Linked DNA regions of Homo sapiens: region 2 is linked to region 1. A link is an interaction called in ENCODE POLR2A ChIA-PET data of the cell type or tissue named here. Cell type or tissue: K562. All regions are shown on one strand. Each heading gives the region's core, and the rest is flanking DNA. Links, peaks and the distances in the headings are about the cores only.

What was found. Peaks named below come from ENCODE experiments on the same cell type or tissue, not always from the same donor. Only the 100,000 strongest peaks of a DNase experiment are listed, where the experiment ranks them.
Region 2: POLR2A ChIA-PET joins it to region 1 with 5 read pairs; 2 of 35 experiments call an interaction of 5 or more read pairs at or near these places.

The regions. Positions count from the first base shown.
Region 1 is chr12:116,666,431-116,674,771 of GRCh38, forward strand. All of the region lies in intron 1 of LINC03088 (long intergenic non-protein coding RNA 3088), which reads left to right. Among named protein-coding and RNA genes, the nearest start is that of LINC03088, 9.1 kb to the left of the region's middle. RefSeq lists an enhancer at 6,514-6,823. In K562, for the core only: a CTCF peak has its summit at 7,615; a DNase peak (open chromatin) is centred at 7,641.
Region 2 is chr12:116,173,634-116,181,974 of GRCh38, forward strand. The region is part of intron 2 of MED13L (mediator complex subunit 13L); the gene reads right to left. Among named protein-coding and RNA genes, the nearest start is that of MIR620, 29 kb to the left of the region's middle. In K562, for the core only: no CTCF peak of the experiment used is centred there; a DNase peak (open chromatin) is centred at 3,588.

The DNA.
Region 1 (8,341 bases), core at 75-8,074:
ATGAGAACACTCGGCCAGGCAGCAATCCACAAGGGCCACTTATACATGCGCATGACACAGGGAGACGCAGAGGTGGGGGATCAAGGGCCCGAATGGGGATCGCCAATTCCTCCATAAGGAAAGACAGGAGAGAAAATAGTTTGGTTTTGATTTTACTTTCAAGTGAGTTTCACACTGGGAAAACACTCCCAAAGATCCTGAACCAACCATGACTCCATTTCCCTCTCCTGAGTTTTTCAGGATGTCACCAGGTTCCCTATCAGACACGTCTGGTTTTTTGTTTTGTATTTTTGTGAGACGGAGTCTCACTCTGTCACCCAGGCTAGAGTTCAATGGCACAATCTTGGCTCATTGCAACCTTCACCTCTCAGGTTCAAGCTATTCTCCTGCTTCAGCCTCCTGAGTAGTTGGGATTACAGGCACGTGCCTCCACGCCCAGCTAATTTTTGTATTTTTAGTAGAGATGGGATTTCACTATGTTTGCCAGGCCAGTCTCGAACTCCTGGCCTCAAGTGATCCACCCGCCTTGGCCTCCCGAAGTGCTGGGATTATAGGTGTGAACCACCACGCCTGGCTGGACACATTCATCTTTAGACTCGTGCATGCTCCAGCCTGAGGGACGGTGCTAATGGTGAAATGCATTCATGATACTTGATATTCTGAAATGTGATTCATGACTGTTCCAACAGAACTTGCCCCTCCCAACCCCACTAAACCCCCATCTCCAGAGCTTTGTTTTAGAATTATTCCCATTTTACTGACAAGCTGAAGGTAGAAGGCAAGAGTCTGTAGTCAGCCAGGAACAGCTGACAACTTTAACACCCCAAATTTCAACTTCCATATTTCCTGTATCCCTCTAGGCCAGGAGTTGTCAAACTGTTGGCTGCAGGTCTACTGCCTGCAAGCTAAGAATGGTTTTTACATTTTACAGTGGTTGGAGGGGACCCAGCGTGGTGGCTCACACCTGTCATCCCAGCACTTTGGGAGGCCGAGGCAGGAGGATCACCTGAGGTCAGGAGTTTGAGGCCAGCCTGGCCAATATGGCAAAACCCTGTCTCTTTTAAAAATACAAAAATTAGCTGGGCATGGTGGCAGGTTCCTGTAATCCCAGCTACTCGAGAGGCTGAGGCACAAGAATCGGCTGAACCTGGGAGGTAGAGTCTGCAGTGAGCCGAGACCATGCCACTGCACTCCAGCCTGGGAGACAGTGAGACTCTGTCTCAATCAATCAATCAATAAAATGGTTGGAGTTGGAGGGGAGTCAAAAAAGAATAATACTTGATGACACATAAAAATTACATGGGCCAGGCTTGGTGGCCCACACCTGTAATCCCAGGAAGCTGAGGTGGGAGGATCGCTTGAGCCCGGGGATTCGAGACCAGCCTGGGCAATAGTGAGACCTTGTCACTCAAAAAATTAAAAAATTAGCCAGATGCAGTGACATGTGCCTATAGTCCCAGGTACTGAGGAGGCTGAGGCGAGAAGATGGCTTGGGCTCAGGAATTTGAGGCTGCAGTGAGCTATGATTGCGCCACTGCACTCCAGCATGGGTGACAGAGTTAAAGTTTAGCCTAAAGCTTCCCCCTTACATATTTTAAGTTCAGCCTAAAGGTTTCTCTGTACATCATGGACTATAATAAGTGGAGGAGGCCGGGTGCGGTGGCTCACGCCTGTAATCCCAGACCTTTGGGCAGCCGAGGTGGGCGGATCATTTGAGGTCAGGAGTTCGAGACCAGCCTGGCCAACATGGTGAAACCCCATCTCTACTAAAAATACAAAAATTAGCCAGGAGTGGTGGCAGGAACCTGTAATCCCAGCTACTCTACTCAGGAGGCTGAGGCAGGAGAGTCACTTGAACCCGAGAGGCGGAGGTTGCAGTGAGCCCAGATTGCGCCATTGCACTCCAGCCTGGGCGACAGAGCGAGACTCCGTCTCAACAAAAAAGTGAAGGTGTAAACTGACCGTAGCCTACACTTGTGCCAGTCACCAAGTTTTAGCCAATAAATGTAGCCAACTGTTTGAACTGTGTTCGAATAAGGCAAACGCCGAGCTGTAACCAGTCCGGCTGTGTCTGTACCTCACATCCATTTTCTGTACCTCGCTTTCCTTTTTCAGTCCACCAATCATCCACCACATGGCTGCGCTGGGGTCTCTGAGCGTACCTTGGCACAGGAGGCTGCCCAATTTCTGAATTGTTCATTGCTCAATTAAACTACTTTAAATTTAATCCAGCTGAAGTTTTTATTTTATCAAGAGCAAGACAATCTTGTCTCTAAATAATAAAATGAAATCAAAAGTAAAGTGTCTATGAATAAGGTTGTATTGGCCAATGGCCATGCCCACCTGTTTACAGATTGTCTATGGCTCATTTTGTGCCTTAGTGGCAGGGTTGAGTACAGTTGTCCCTCGGTATCCGTGGGGGATTGGTTCCAGGACCTCCCAGATTACTAAAATCCACAGATGCTCAAGTCCTTGATATAAAATGGTATAGTACTTGCATATACCCCTGTATACTTTAAATTTTCCCTGTATACTTTATATCATCTCTAGATACAATACCCAATACGATGTAAATGCAGTGTAAATAGTTGTTATGCTGTATTGTTATTTAATTTGTATTATTTTAGTTATTATTTTTATTGTTTTTGATATTTTTTATCTGCAATTGGTTGAATCCTTGGATTCGGAACCTGAGGATAGAGAGGGCTGGCTGTAGTTCCAACAGAGATCGTGTGTCCCGAAAAGCTGGAAATATTTACTATCTGCTCATTCCTAGGAAAAGTGTGTCAATCCTTGCTCTAGGCCACTGAGTACAGAGAAAGCAAAGGGATCCCCCTGGCTACCAAATAAAGTTGAAAGTCTTTAACACTGCACTTAAGAAATCTACAAATAGCCTCAACCCTCATTTTCAAGGTTATGCCTTCTCACTCACCTCATACCAAAGTCAATCTCAGAAATCCATCTACCATCAGTGTGAGCAGCGGCAAATCCATACAGGCCTGCAGCAACTTGATTCTTACCTCCTCAGAGGAAAGAATTCAGCTGAGGGCATAAGGCAGAGTGAAAGTCCAAGGCAAGTTTTAGAGCAGGAGTAAAAGTTTATTAAAACATTTGAGAGCAGGAACAAAAGGAAGTACACTTGGAAGAGGAGGACCAAGTGGGTGACTTGAGAGACCCAAGTGTGTTGTCCAACCCTTGACCTGGGGTTTTATACATTGGCTTGGTTCCGGGGTCTGCATTTCTTCTTCCTAACTCTTCCTTGGGGTGGGCTGTCCATATGAGCGGGGACCTGTGCATTCAGGAGGGTCCGCATGCACAGTGTGTTTACTGAAGTTGTGTGCATGCTCATGTGAGGCGTTCTTCCCTTACCATTCGAGCAATGCTAGAAGAAGGTCATAGATCAGTTAAACCCCAGCCATTTTGCCTCTTAATGCACATGCTGGAGCTCACTCGCCCAACTGCTGAGATCTTATCCAGAAGCAGTTATCACCAGCCTCAGGTGTTTTCTATCTATTGGGAGCCTGCCTTTCTGGCACCAGCTGTGACCAATTTTTATTTTATTTATTTAGTTATTTATTTATTGAGGCAAGATTTCTCACTCTGTCACCCAGGCTGGAGTGCAGTGGTGCATGATCTCGGCTCACTACAACCTCTGCCTCCCAGGTTCAAGCGATTCTCCTGCCTCAGCCTCCTGAGTAGCTGGGATTACAGGTGCCCACCACCATGCCCCACTGATTTTTGTATTTTTAGTAGAGATGAGGTTTCACCATGTTGGCCAGGCTGGTCTCGAACTCCTGACCTCAAGTGATCCACATGTCTCCACCTCCCAAAGTGCTGGGATTACAAGTGTGAGCCACCACACCTGGCCCAATTAGTATTTTAGAGAGAGAGTTTAACAACCACCTGACTATCACCTGATGGTCACTTGACATTCCTGTGGGTCGGGGTGGGGGCCCTTTCCTGCCCTGCTCATGTCTGCCTAGCTCCCTACTCTAACGTCAGTTCTTCCCCTACAGACTGCACTTCCCTGTGCTTAAAAAAAAAAAATTATTTAGGTGGAGCCAGGCGCAGTGGCTCACGCTTCTAATCCCAGCACTTCGGGACCCGAGGCAGGCTGCAGCTCAGGACCAGCCTGGCCAACATGGCAAAACCCTGTCTCTACTAAAAATACAAAAATTAGCCAAGCGTAATGGTACATGCCTGTAATCCCAGCTACTCAGGAGGCTGAGGCAGGAGAATTGCTTGAACCCGGAAGGCAGAGGTCACAGTGAGCTGAGATTGCACCACTGCACTCCAACCCAGGTGATGGAGTGAGACGCTGTCTCAAAAAAAAAAAATTATATATATATATATATATATTTAAGTGAAATTCACATAATAAAAAATCATATTAAAGGGTAGAATTCAGTGGGTTTTAGTATATTCACAATGTTGTACAAACCCCACTTCTACATAGTTCCAAAACATTTCAATGACTCCAGAGTAAAATTTCTCAACCTATTAGGCAGTTTCTCCAGTTTCTCCCCTGGCACCCAGGCCCTGGCAACCACAAATCTACTTTTTGTCTCTATGAATTTGCCTATTCTAGACATTTCCTCTAATGCTGTCATACAGTAGGTCACCTTTTATGCCTGACTTCCTTCACTTAGTATAATGTTTTCAAAGTTCATCCATGTTGTAGTATGGGTCAGTACTTGGTTCCTTTTTATAGCCATATAATATTCCATTGTATGAATAGCCCACAATTTGTTCAGCCATTCCTCCATCAATAGACATTCAGGCTGTTTTCACCTTTTGGCTACTGTAAGTAGTGCTGCTATGAACATTTGTGTTCAAGTATCTCTTTAAATACCCCTGTTTTCAGTTATTTGGGGTATATATCTAGGGGTGGATACGCTATATCACATGATAATTTTATGTTTAACTTTTTGAGGAACTGCCCAAAATGGCACAATGGCTGCACTGTATTTTTTCCAGAATGGCTGCTCTGTATTTATATTTGCACCAGCAACACATGAGGATTCCAGTTTCTCCACATCATCGTCAACACTTGTTATTTTCCTCTTTTGTTTCCCTGGTTATAGCCATCCTCCCGGGTGCAGTGGCTTGTCGCTGCTTTTGCCGCTGTGGTTCCTTCTGCCCATGTGCTCCTCCTCATCCCTTCATCTCTCAATAGTGCCGTCTCTCCAGGCTCAACTCAGAGCATGCACGTTGGGGGTTTCTACCCCCAATCTCATATCCCAGAGCACGTGTCTCCCCATGTGTGTTCCCAACTTCCTGAGCTTGTGCTTTTTTTTTGGTGAGGGAAGACATGGTCTCACTCTATCACCCAGGCTGGAGTGCAGTGGCATGATCTCGGCTCACTGCAACCTCTGCCTCCTGGGTTCAAGCGATTCTCCTGCCTCAGCCTCCTGAGTAGCCGGGATTACTGATGCATGCCACCAACCATGCCCAGCTCACTTTTTTTGTATTTTTAGTAGAGACAGGGTTTTCACCATGTTGGCCAGGCTGGTCTCATTGAACTCCTGACCTCAAATGATCTGCCTGCCTCGCCTCCCAAAGTGCTGGGATTACAGGCATGAGCCACTGCGCCCAGCCGAGCTTGTGCTTTAGAGAGGGGGAGAGAGAGAGAGAAAGAGAAAGAGAGCGAGATTGGATGGGTGGATAGATAGATAGATAATAGATTGATAAGACTTGATAGATTGATAGATGATAGATAAGATGATTGATAGAAGATAGATACGATGGATAGATGATTGATAGATGATAGATAAGATAGATGATTGATAGATAAGATAGATTGATGAAAGATAAGATAAATAGACTGATAGATGATCGGTAAAATACATAGATTGATTGATTTCGGGAGTACAGGTGCAGTTTTGTTATATGGATATATTGCATACTGGTGAAGTCTGGGGTTTAGTGTAGCCATCACCCGAATAGTGTACATTGTACCCATTAAGTAACTTTTCATCCCTCTCCCTCCCCCTCCCCACCCTTCTGAGTCTCCAATGTCTATTATTCCACTCTCTATGTGCATGTGTTCATATTATTTAGCTCCCACTTATAAGTGAGAACATGCAGTATTTGACTTTGTGTCTGTTATTTCACTTAAAGATAACTGCCTCTAGTTCCATTCACGTTGCTGCAAAGGACATGATTTCATTCTTTTACATGGCTGAGTAGTCTTCGTGTGTGTGTGTGTGTGTGTGTGTGTGTGTGTGTGTGTGAGAGATATTTATCCATTCATGTGTTCTGGATACTTAGCCTCTTTATCTTTGCTATTGTGAATAGTGCTGCGATATGGGTGCAGGTATCTTTTTGATACAATGATTTCTTTTCCTTCGGGTATATACACCAGTTTTGGGGTTGCTGGATCGAATAGTAGGACTATTTTTAGTTCTTTTGAGAAATCTCCCTACTGTTTTCCATAGAGGTTGTACTAATTTACCTTCCACCAGCAGTGTAGAAGTGTTCCCTTTTCTCCACATCCTCGCCAACATCTGTGATTTTTTTGCCTGTTTAATGATGGTCATCCTGACTAGAGTGAGATAGTATCTCACTGTGGTTTCAGTTTGCGTTTCTCTGATGATTAGCGATGTTGAGCATTTTTCACATGTTTCTTGGTAATTTGTGTGTCTCCTTTAACAAGATGTCTGTTCATGTCCTTTGTCCACCTTTTAATGGGGTTATTTGCCCTTTGTTGTTGTTGAGTTGTTCGAGTTCTTTGTAGATTCTGGATATCAGTCCTTTGTCAGATGCACAGTTTGCAAATATGTTCTCCCATTCTGCAGCTTGTCTGTTCACTCTGTTGATTATCACTTTTGCTGTGCAGAAGCTTTTTTAGTGAACTTTTGCTTTTACTGTAACACATGCCACATCCTGTCTTACATGACAGTTGGGTCCCTTGTTCTCATCTCCAGTAACTTTGCTTCCCCTCACTTCAGTGTCCAAGGGCCTGCCTTTCCTGCCAGGCTGTGAGGACCAGGAGCCCACAGCCGTGCCTGCATGCCTGTTTCAAGCTTGCTGTATACCCAACGCACAGCACAACAAATGCCTGTATTTTCTTTTTTTTTCTTTCTTTCTTTTTTTTTTTTTTTTTTTTGAGACAGAGTCTCACTTCGTCGCCCAGGCTGGAGTGCAATGGCGTGACCTCAGCTCAATGCAGCCTCCAAAAAAACAAACGAAAATATTTATAGCTACTTTTAATTACATGTAGATTAAGGGGCAGTTTATGCAGAAATTTCAAGGAAAGGGTGGTAGCATTTGGGTCCTCGGTCTTTGCCACGGAAAGGAGCAGTAACTCCCAGTGTTGCCATGGCAATGGTAAACTGTCAGCGCTCACAGGTGGGCGTGTCTTATGGAGAGGTGCTACTGCCCCATCCCTGTTTTAGCTAGTCCTCAATGTGGTCCAGTGTCCAAGCCCCACCCCTGGAGTTAAGTCCCGTCTCCTGCTTCACTGGTTCTAGGGAGCTCTGGGATAACCTGAGATCTCCCTTGTATCCGCCCAATATTGCCCTTACGTCCTTATGGATGTTGTTTCCAAGAACACACACCCATAAACCTGCACACAAATCTCTGCCTCAGAATCTATTTCCCAAGGGCGCCACCTAGGAAAGAAGGCATAACAAAGTTTGGGGGAAAATATTGTCTTGTCTTCTCCAGTAACCACAGACCAGCAGGCCCGTACATCTCAGCTTCTTCTTAACCTGGGTAACATCAATGCCTGTTCTGTTCCAGATAGGTTCTCATTCTGTTGATTAGATTTAATAGGGAGAATTGGGGGGCCTTCTGGTTTTCTGGCCAGCTTTTCCTATTGATGCCTTCCAAAGTCATTCAACTTCCTGCCTTGAGATGTATCAGTGACTTCCCACTGCTCTGGGGAAAGGCTGCATATGGCCCGGCTTTCTCTGTGTCCTCACCTTATCCACACATGCTTCCTGAGCTACATCTGAAGCTTGTCAATTGCTCATTTCCTCCACCACAGGGCCTTTGTATATGCTGTTTATGGTGCCCACACCCCACCGACCCCACCCCTTATTCACTGAATTAACTCTTGTTTATTCTTCAGATATTAATTCCGTTGTCTTTTCCTTGAGGCGACCTTTTCCCAGAGGCACAACTGCATAGTGTCCAGGGTCTATGATACCTTTAGGGGCCCAGAAAAAAAGGCTTAATTTCTTTTAAAATCAGAAGAGGGAGACAGTGACTATATTATGATGAATCCAACCTGGATTTATACCAACAAAGTTGCAAAATGTAATTTTTTTTAATGAGAAAAAGCCCCCGCCCACCCCCCTACAGGGCAAAAGTCCCTCAGACCTTTTCTGGCCTCCCC
Region 2 (8,341 bases), core at 227-8,226, 490 kb before region 1:
GCAATTCCTTTCCTCAACTGCCTTACAGAGCATGCATTTGCTGGATAACAAAACGAGAAATTCACATAAGTTGCCTTAATTTATAAGGAATCAGGAGCACAAAGGACTATCCACATGAAAGGTCGACTGGGTAAATATTCTCATATTACACCATAAAGGAGAAACAGAAGAATGGAAAAGCCAGGATAACCCAGTGCAAACATGTATGTTAAATCTGAGCTTTGGGAGGCCAAGGCGAGAGGACACCTTGAGGCCAGGAGTTTGAGACCAGCCTGGGCAACATAACAAGATGCCCATCCCTACAAAAAAGTAAAAATTAGCCCAGTGTGATAGCACTGTAGTCCCAACTACTTGGGAGGCTGAGGCAGGAGGACTGTTTGAATCCAAGAGTCCAAGGCTGCAATGAGCTATGATCATGCCACTGCACTCTAGTCTGGGTTACAGAGCAAGACCCTGTGTCTATCAATCAATAAAAATAAAAACTCAAAAACTTAACCCCAAATTTTCAGGCAAAAGTTAACAGAAGTACTACACATTTTAAAAGGCAGTAACCGAAAGAGACGAAGGTTTCTTAGTGACTAAGCAGAGAAAGTACCAGTCACAACTGTAGAAATTAGAAGCCGTCACATAAGATGCAAGGTTTCTTTTGGATAGATAAAATGAACAAATTAAAAGAAATTCAATTTAACTGCCCAAGGGTAAATGATAATTCTAAGACACAAACACCTGAAAGAGTAATAGGTAGAGAGACACTGATTCATTTAAATGATCAAAACTATCCATTTTCTATGTAAAAGCTAGAGCTACATCTAAAAAGAATTAGATACAATATTTACAAACTCGTTTTTGTTTTGTTTTTTTTTTTTTACTGGGAAAAACAAAAAAGGTTTGGCTAAAGGAACCTAAGGTCAAAGCATATCTGACTATTCGATTTTGCTAACAGATAGGCCCCATAATGACTAAGTTTCTCCAATCCAGATTTTGGTTAAAATATTGATGCCTATGGGATAACTCTATGGGATAGTTGTTACTAGCTGCCAACACCTATCTGAACAGATTACAAATTTAGCTTCTAGAGTTGTCTAAGTGAATGTCAGTCTATCATGTAAGATAAAATACATGTGTAAACTTGCATGTATGAAAACCCAGCCAGGCACAGTGGTTCACGCCTGTTATCCCAACATTTTGGGAGGCCACCACAGAGGGAAGATCACTTAAGCCCAGGAGTTGGAGACCAGCCTGGGCAACATAGCACAGTGGGACCTGATCTCTATAGAAAACTAAAAATTAGGCGGGAGCAGCGATGCGAGCCTGCAGTCTCAGATGGCTGAGGCAGGAGGATCACTTGAGCCCAGGAGTTAGAGACTGCAGTAAACCATGATCACACCACTGCACTCCAGCCTGAGCAACAGAATGAGATCTTGTCTCCAAAAAAAGAAAAGAAAATACATAAATATATTCACACACAAAGATGTTAGCTGCTGTCTCTGCCAAAAAATAATTTAAGAAAAAAAAGAGTATTAAGACTCCATAGAGTTTATATAATTTACCCCAAGAAAACCAGCACCTTCCCGCCAAAAGTGTTAAGATTTATCTCAAGCAAGATTTGGGTCATGACTAAATTCCATTTGAAATAATTTCAATACATATTAACAAATATTTCCTGAGTCCCCTATTATGTGAGGTTTTTATAAAGGTATAATCACTCCACAGGGGAAACATACCCACACCCCCTTCCCTGACCCTAAAAACATTCTTAAAAAGCTTAATTCTGACGAAAAAAGAATATTGTAGGTAGAGGTAACAACAAAAACTAAGACACTGAAGTATCTGAATATGCAACAAAGAGAAAAATTTAAACGGCATGCTGAGAAGTTTCTACTTTTCTAAATAAAATGGAGTTCAGTTTCTGAACCCAGGAATATTGAGACCTTAACTTTTAAGAAACATTAACTCTTCAGGTTACCTGAAAGATGCAGATTAGAGACAGAAAAGGCTAAAAACAAGGAGACAAGTCAGGACGTCCTTGATGAGGACCCAGAAAAGCAGGTATGAGAAGGAAACAGAGCAGCATACTAAACATTAGAGAAGGAGAACTGGCAGAACTTTAAGTAACTACAGTTACAAGTGAAGAAAGAAGGAGGAATTCAAACATGGGTAAATAACTGAGAAATGATGCCGTTAAACCTTGACAGGAAACACAGTAATGCATAATAATAATAGGAGGGTCATTAATAAATGCAGATGATTAACAAAATCATGTCAAATATGAGATGGTGAAAAATTCATATGGAAGAGTCCAACATAATATCGAAAATATCAGAATGGAGCTCAAGAAAACAGTCTGGCTAGAGATGGTATCAAAAGTCTCGATCCCAGACAGGCAACCAGGGAAGCTATGGGAGTGGAAGAGACCACTGAAAAATCAAGTGGAGTGAGAGGAGAAAAAAAGTGGATCAGGAATAAAACTGGATAAGGACTCACTACCTGTGTAACAGAAAGAAAGCTAGACTACCTGGAAAGGAATCCCAGATCTACCACTTAACCTGTGTGAACTTGGACAAGTTCCTTAAGCTTCTCGTGCTTTGGTTTTTTCACATGTAGAACAGGGATAATAGCAGACCATCCTTTATACTGTTGTTGAATTAAGTCATTTTGTCTTCATGTAACCCACATGTAAAACATTATAGAAACTAAGGCTCACATGTAAAGTACATATAACAGTGTCTGACTTACACTAAGGCTCAATAAATATAAGCTCCCATCATCATCATCATCATCATCATCAAAAAAGAACAGTAAAAGGCAGAGAAACAGAAGAGTAGCAAAGAAAAAGGGTGAACAACAAGAGGATATGAAGAATGTAAGCTGAATTTGATGAAGGCTAAGAACTGGCCTTGGACAGGGCCTTTGACTGTAGTCTCAGTAGGTTAGCAAGGAAAAAAGTGAGATTGCCAAGGGTTGAGGATAAGCAGAGGCAACAACAAAAGTTATCTCTGGAGAATTTTGAAAACCAAATGGAAACATGATAGAGCCTTAAGGAGCAAAGGCAAAGAAAAAAATTCAGCTGAAGGACCAAAATGGTATGGATCAAGAGAAAGAAGCCAGTGGGCCAGGAAAATAGAAAACAGATGAAACAAAGACATGAAGGAATTGAGAAAAAGCAAGGGGGAGGAAGGGGAGGCAACCAGTTAACTCAATGGCTCTGACCTGTGGTACATATGCAGAATCGAGAACTCAGCCAAAAAAAAAAAAAAAAAAAAAGGTAAATTTCTTGAATTTGTTTATGTGCCTGGAGTATAAGATAGCCATTCCATATACACTCCCTCATCCTCAAATTCTTAAATACTGCAATAACTTGGTTAAATTAGCTTCTATTGCATTTTTGTTAATTGGGTAAATTTTTATCTAAGTATCCAAAAACACACATACAAAAAAGTACAGGTATGTTAAGGGTACAGTTCAATTAATTTTCACAAAGTGAACACACCTGTGTAATGAGTACCCCCCTCCCCCACTCACCAACACCGAAATCTTGAAACAAAATCAACTTCCTAGAACGCTAAGTCACCTCCCTCATGACCCCTCCCCAGGCACTACTCCACAGTAAGCGTATACATGATCCTGACTTCTATTATCGTAAGTTAGTTTTGTCTGTGTCTAAACTTTATACAAAAGAAATCAGAATACCACTTGTAAAGAAGCAATCCTCAAGACCATCACAGCAATTCAAAATCTTTCCAAAGCTAGGCATTGAGTCTCTGTCTCAGAAATATTCTTAGGTAAAAACAAATTTCACATAATTTATGTCCATCTTGACCATTACTCATCTGTGTCTCCCCAATGAAATACTTTTCTCTGTCCCTAAGTAAACCAAGAAACATCACTTTGCCTTAAATCTCAGTCATTTCACATGAAAGTTTCTCAAATAATAATGCTATTTATATAACTTTAAAATTACACTTTACATTGATATTATTTACTTGGTACCTAATCATACTATTCTTAACTGTTTTTAAGATAGGCCTCTTTCATTAATGATTATCTACCTGAATAGCTGTTATTAAAAACATACAAAAAGGTAAATCTGACCTATGAGGAAAAAGGTAACACATTAAAAGAGTTCACTGTCATACTCAGAAAAAAGTCAGTGTAAGGAAAAGTATTTAGTAACAACAATCTTAAATCTGTAATATCAATTCCTTCTTTGGAATTCCCAAGAAACAATTTTTTTTTAAAAGACAGAATCTCACTCTGTTGCCCAGGTTGGAGTGTACAGTGGCACAATCACGGCTCACTGCAGCCTCAATCTCCCGGGCTCAGGTGATGCTCCCCTGTCAGCCTCTCAGGTAGCTGGGACTATAGGTGCACATCCCAATACCCCGCTTTTTTGTTTGCTTGTTTGTTTGTTTGTTTGTTTGTTTTGGTAGAGACTGGGTTTCACCATGTTGCCCAGGCTGCTCTCGAACCCATGGGCTCAATTTGACTGTCTCAGCCTCCCAAAGAGTGCTGAGATTACACCACGCCTAGCCTCCCAGATACAATTGTTAATAGAAGTCACAGAATTTTCAGCATCAGTTCCATAGATATGTATTATGTATATGATGGTTAGCTATGAGAGTACTCTCTGATACTCAACCAAAGACTGGTAAAAGTATTTTTTATATTGAAAATTTGCAGAAATCTGTTTGTACTCTTTGGCAAATAATTCCAATTTTTTCATAATTTGGAGGAGCCAGAGTCCTAAGGACTTGCGGAGCAAACTCTTCTTTGAATTGAACTGCAAAGCTATGTACCAGACAATTCTGAAAATTAAAGTCAATTTTGGAGCTTAGTTCAACTGCATAACTATGAAAAGCTATGCATAATCATTTAAAATGAAAAACAGCAATTTCCCTATTCATGTTAAAAGTATCCAACATACAAACAGAAGAACATGAATATATCTTTGTTAGTAGCAAAATGAACACTCTAATCCTGTGATACTTCTGCACTGTTCTTACAACCCACTTGCCTTGTCTTCACCTCACAGTAAAGAATTAGGTCTGTCTTTATTTTCCTCCCACTAGCCTCTTGACAAAGGACAGTGTCTTAATCAACTTAAGCAGTATCCAGCAAATATTGGGAATTACAAAATATTTTTGCTGAATTGAACTGAATATTCATTCGCTTCTAAAATATTGTGACTGCTTAGAGTCTGCAAGACAGTTTGACATGAGAAATTAATCTAACATCTTTTTAAGCACACTCTGAATATAAAGAATGTATTAGAGATTATATAGTTACACCGTTAGCAAATCAAAGTGTATTAGAATGAATTTGTGCCATGAATTCATGTTTCCCCTACCCATTTTGAATAGTGTATTCTAATTTTCTCCACTGAAGCTGCATTTTGAAAATATATTCACAAATATAACTTCTGTATAAAACAAAAGTAAATAGGAAACAGTGAAAGCAGCATAGTTATTCAAACTGGAAAGGTACTGAATAACTCTGGTTATACTTTTTAATGAATTAAATCCAAAGTTAAGAACTTCTTACCACAAAATAATTTAAAATTTGACGATTTACGTGTGTGTGTGTGTGTGTGTGTGTGTGTGTGTACACAATTTTTTTAAAGGGGAATATTTTGGTGTCAATAAATACAAGAGATTATCTTTTTCTTCCTTAATTTATGTTACAATATAAAATCTGGGCCAGGCACGGTGGCTCACGTCTATAACCCCAGAACTTTTGGAGGCCAGGGCAGGAGGATCACTTAAGCTCAATAGTTTGAGACCAGCCTGGGCAACATAGTGACACCTCATCTCTACTAAAAATCAAAAAAATTATCAGGCATGGTGGTGCACACTTGTAGTCTGTAGTCCCAGCTACTTGGGAGGCTGAGGCCGGAGAAGCACGTGAACCGAGAAAATAGGGACTGCGAGCTATGATCATGCCACTGCACTCCAGCCTGGGCGACATTCAAGACTGTCTCCAAAAATAAACACTCTATGAAGGTATTTCAAAGTGGTGTCAGATAATGGGGACATTCAGATACCTGAGCAGTGAATAACCTTTTTTTTTTTAAAGGTTACAAGAGAAAAGAATAGAAGAAAGAAAAAAAGAGAAGGGAGGAGAACTAAAGAGATGAGGGCAAAGTCTTACATACAACCCTACATGGATGGATATGGCCATTCTCCATGGGACAGTGCCTCATTAGATAATTAGTAGTTGTTTGCCCAAATACAATCAGCTATATTCTGAGTCTGTGACCATGTCTATTAAAAGGAGTGTAAGTAACTACCTGAAAGAACTGTAAAAGATTCCAGTGACATACAAATAACACCAGTAAGATGCTGGTCACGTCTCATAAATGTGAATTTCCTTTATTTGAGTATCTATACAATCCAAGTGACTTACTTTGTGGTGTTTCGCATTTCAAAATTGTTGCAATTAATTAAGCTACAAGGAAAAGGTGAAAAGATTTCACCTTTATCACTGTGGCTCGACGACACTGTCTTGGTACTGCTGGCATCCAATGGCAGGGGCCAGAGATGACGCTGAACACCCTACAATACACAGGACAGACAGCTCCACAAACAACATCCAGCCCAAATGTCAATACAGGTTGAGCATTCCAAATACAAAAATCTGAAATCCAAAGTGCTCCAAAACCCAAAACTTTTTGAGTGCCAACATGATACCACAAGCGAAAAATTCCACATTTGACCTCCTATGACAGGCTGCAGTAGTCAAAACTGTTTCATGCATACAATTATTTAAGATGTTGCATAAAATTAACTTCAGGTTGTATGTATAAGGTGTATATGAAACATAAATAAATTTCATGTTTTGACTTGAGTTCCATCCCCAAGACACATCATTATGTATATGCAAATATTCCAAAATCTGAAAAAATCCAAAGTCCCAAACACTTCTGGTCCCAAGCGTTTCAAATAGGGGACACTTAACTTGTAGTGCCACAATTAAGAAACTCTGGCAGAGATGAAGTATCCATGCTCTTAAGTCCCTCCAGATCTACACGAGATCCCGCCCTCCTCAACTACTAAAAGACACAGTGCCTGCAATTCTAACTGCTCACTACTGCATCTACTTGTCTACAAAAAAGGTAGAATCTTGATTAAGTGGTTTCAGTAGATTTTTATTTAAAGTGATACACAGTAAGATATCTAAAGTATCAATTAAATCTAAATGGCTAGTCAAAGTTGTAACAGTTCTTCCTTACTATATAATTACATTGTTTATATGTGATAGAAATTTCTGAGGAACTTGAAAATGAGTTATTTCTCTCTCTCTTTTTTTTTTTTTTTTTGAAATGCAGTCTTGCTCTGTCACCCAGGCTGGAGTGCGGTGGCATGATCTCAGCTCACTGCAACCTCTGCCTCCCAGGTTTAAGCAATTCTCCTGCCTCAGCCTCCTGAGTAGCTGGGATTATAGGTACACGCCACCATGCTAGGCTAATTTTTGTATTTTCAGTAGAGACAGGGTTTCACCATGTTGGTCAGGCTGGTCTCAAACTCCTGACCTGGTGATCCGCCCACCTCAGCCTCCCAAAGTACAGGCATGAGCCACCGCACCCGGCAAAATGAGTTACTTCTTAAACAGAAAACAGTCCCCTCGAAATCTAACCTGTACACATCCTTTATAAATCATCTTTAAAAAAAAAAAAGTCGGCAATCCAAGTTTTACAAAAGAAACAATTATCATTCAAGTATTTAATCTTCTGTTCAAGAACACACAGGACATCGCCAAACCTAAATTTCCTTTGCATGCCAGCCAACTGGAATCTGGTACTGGCAAGTTACATAACAGGAATACATAACACTCTTTACTATCATCTCAATTATTTCTTTAAGGTGAATCAAAGTTTGTTTTTTTGTTTTGTTTTGAGACGGCATTTCACTCTTGTTGCCCAGGATGGAGTGCAATGGCGTGATCTCGGCTCACCGCAACCTCCACCTCCCGGGTTTAAGCAGTTCTCCTGTCTCAGCCTCCGGAGCAGCTGGGGTTACATGCCACCATGCCCGGCTAATTTTTTCTGTAGTTTTAGTAGAGACGGGGTTTCATCATATTGGTCAGGCTGGTTTCGAACTCCTGACCTTAGGTGATCTGCCCACCTCAGCCTCCCAAAGTCCTGGGATTACAGGCGTGAGCCACCACGCCCTGTCATGAATCAAAGTTTTAACTAATGATTGTGAGCTGCAACAAAATGGGAGAAACCTTAAGATTACATTTCTTCAAACTATGATTTTGTTTAAAATTGGAGCACTACAAGAATCTCACAACAAAATTTTCTTTTGATTGCTTGCTTAAACATACTCCAACTTCCAATGCTGAG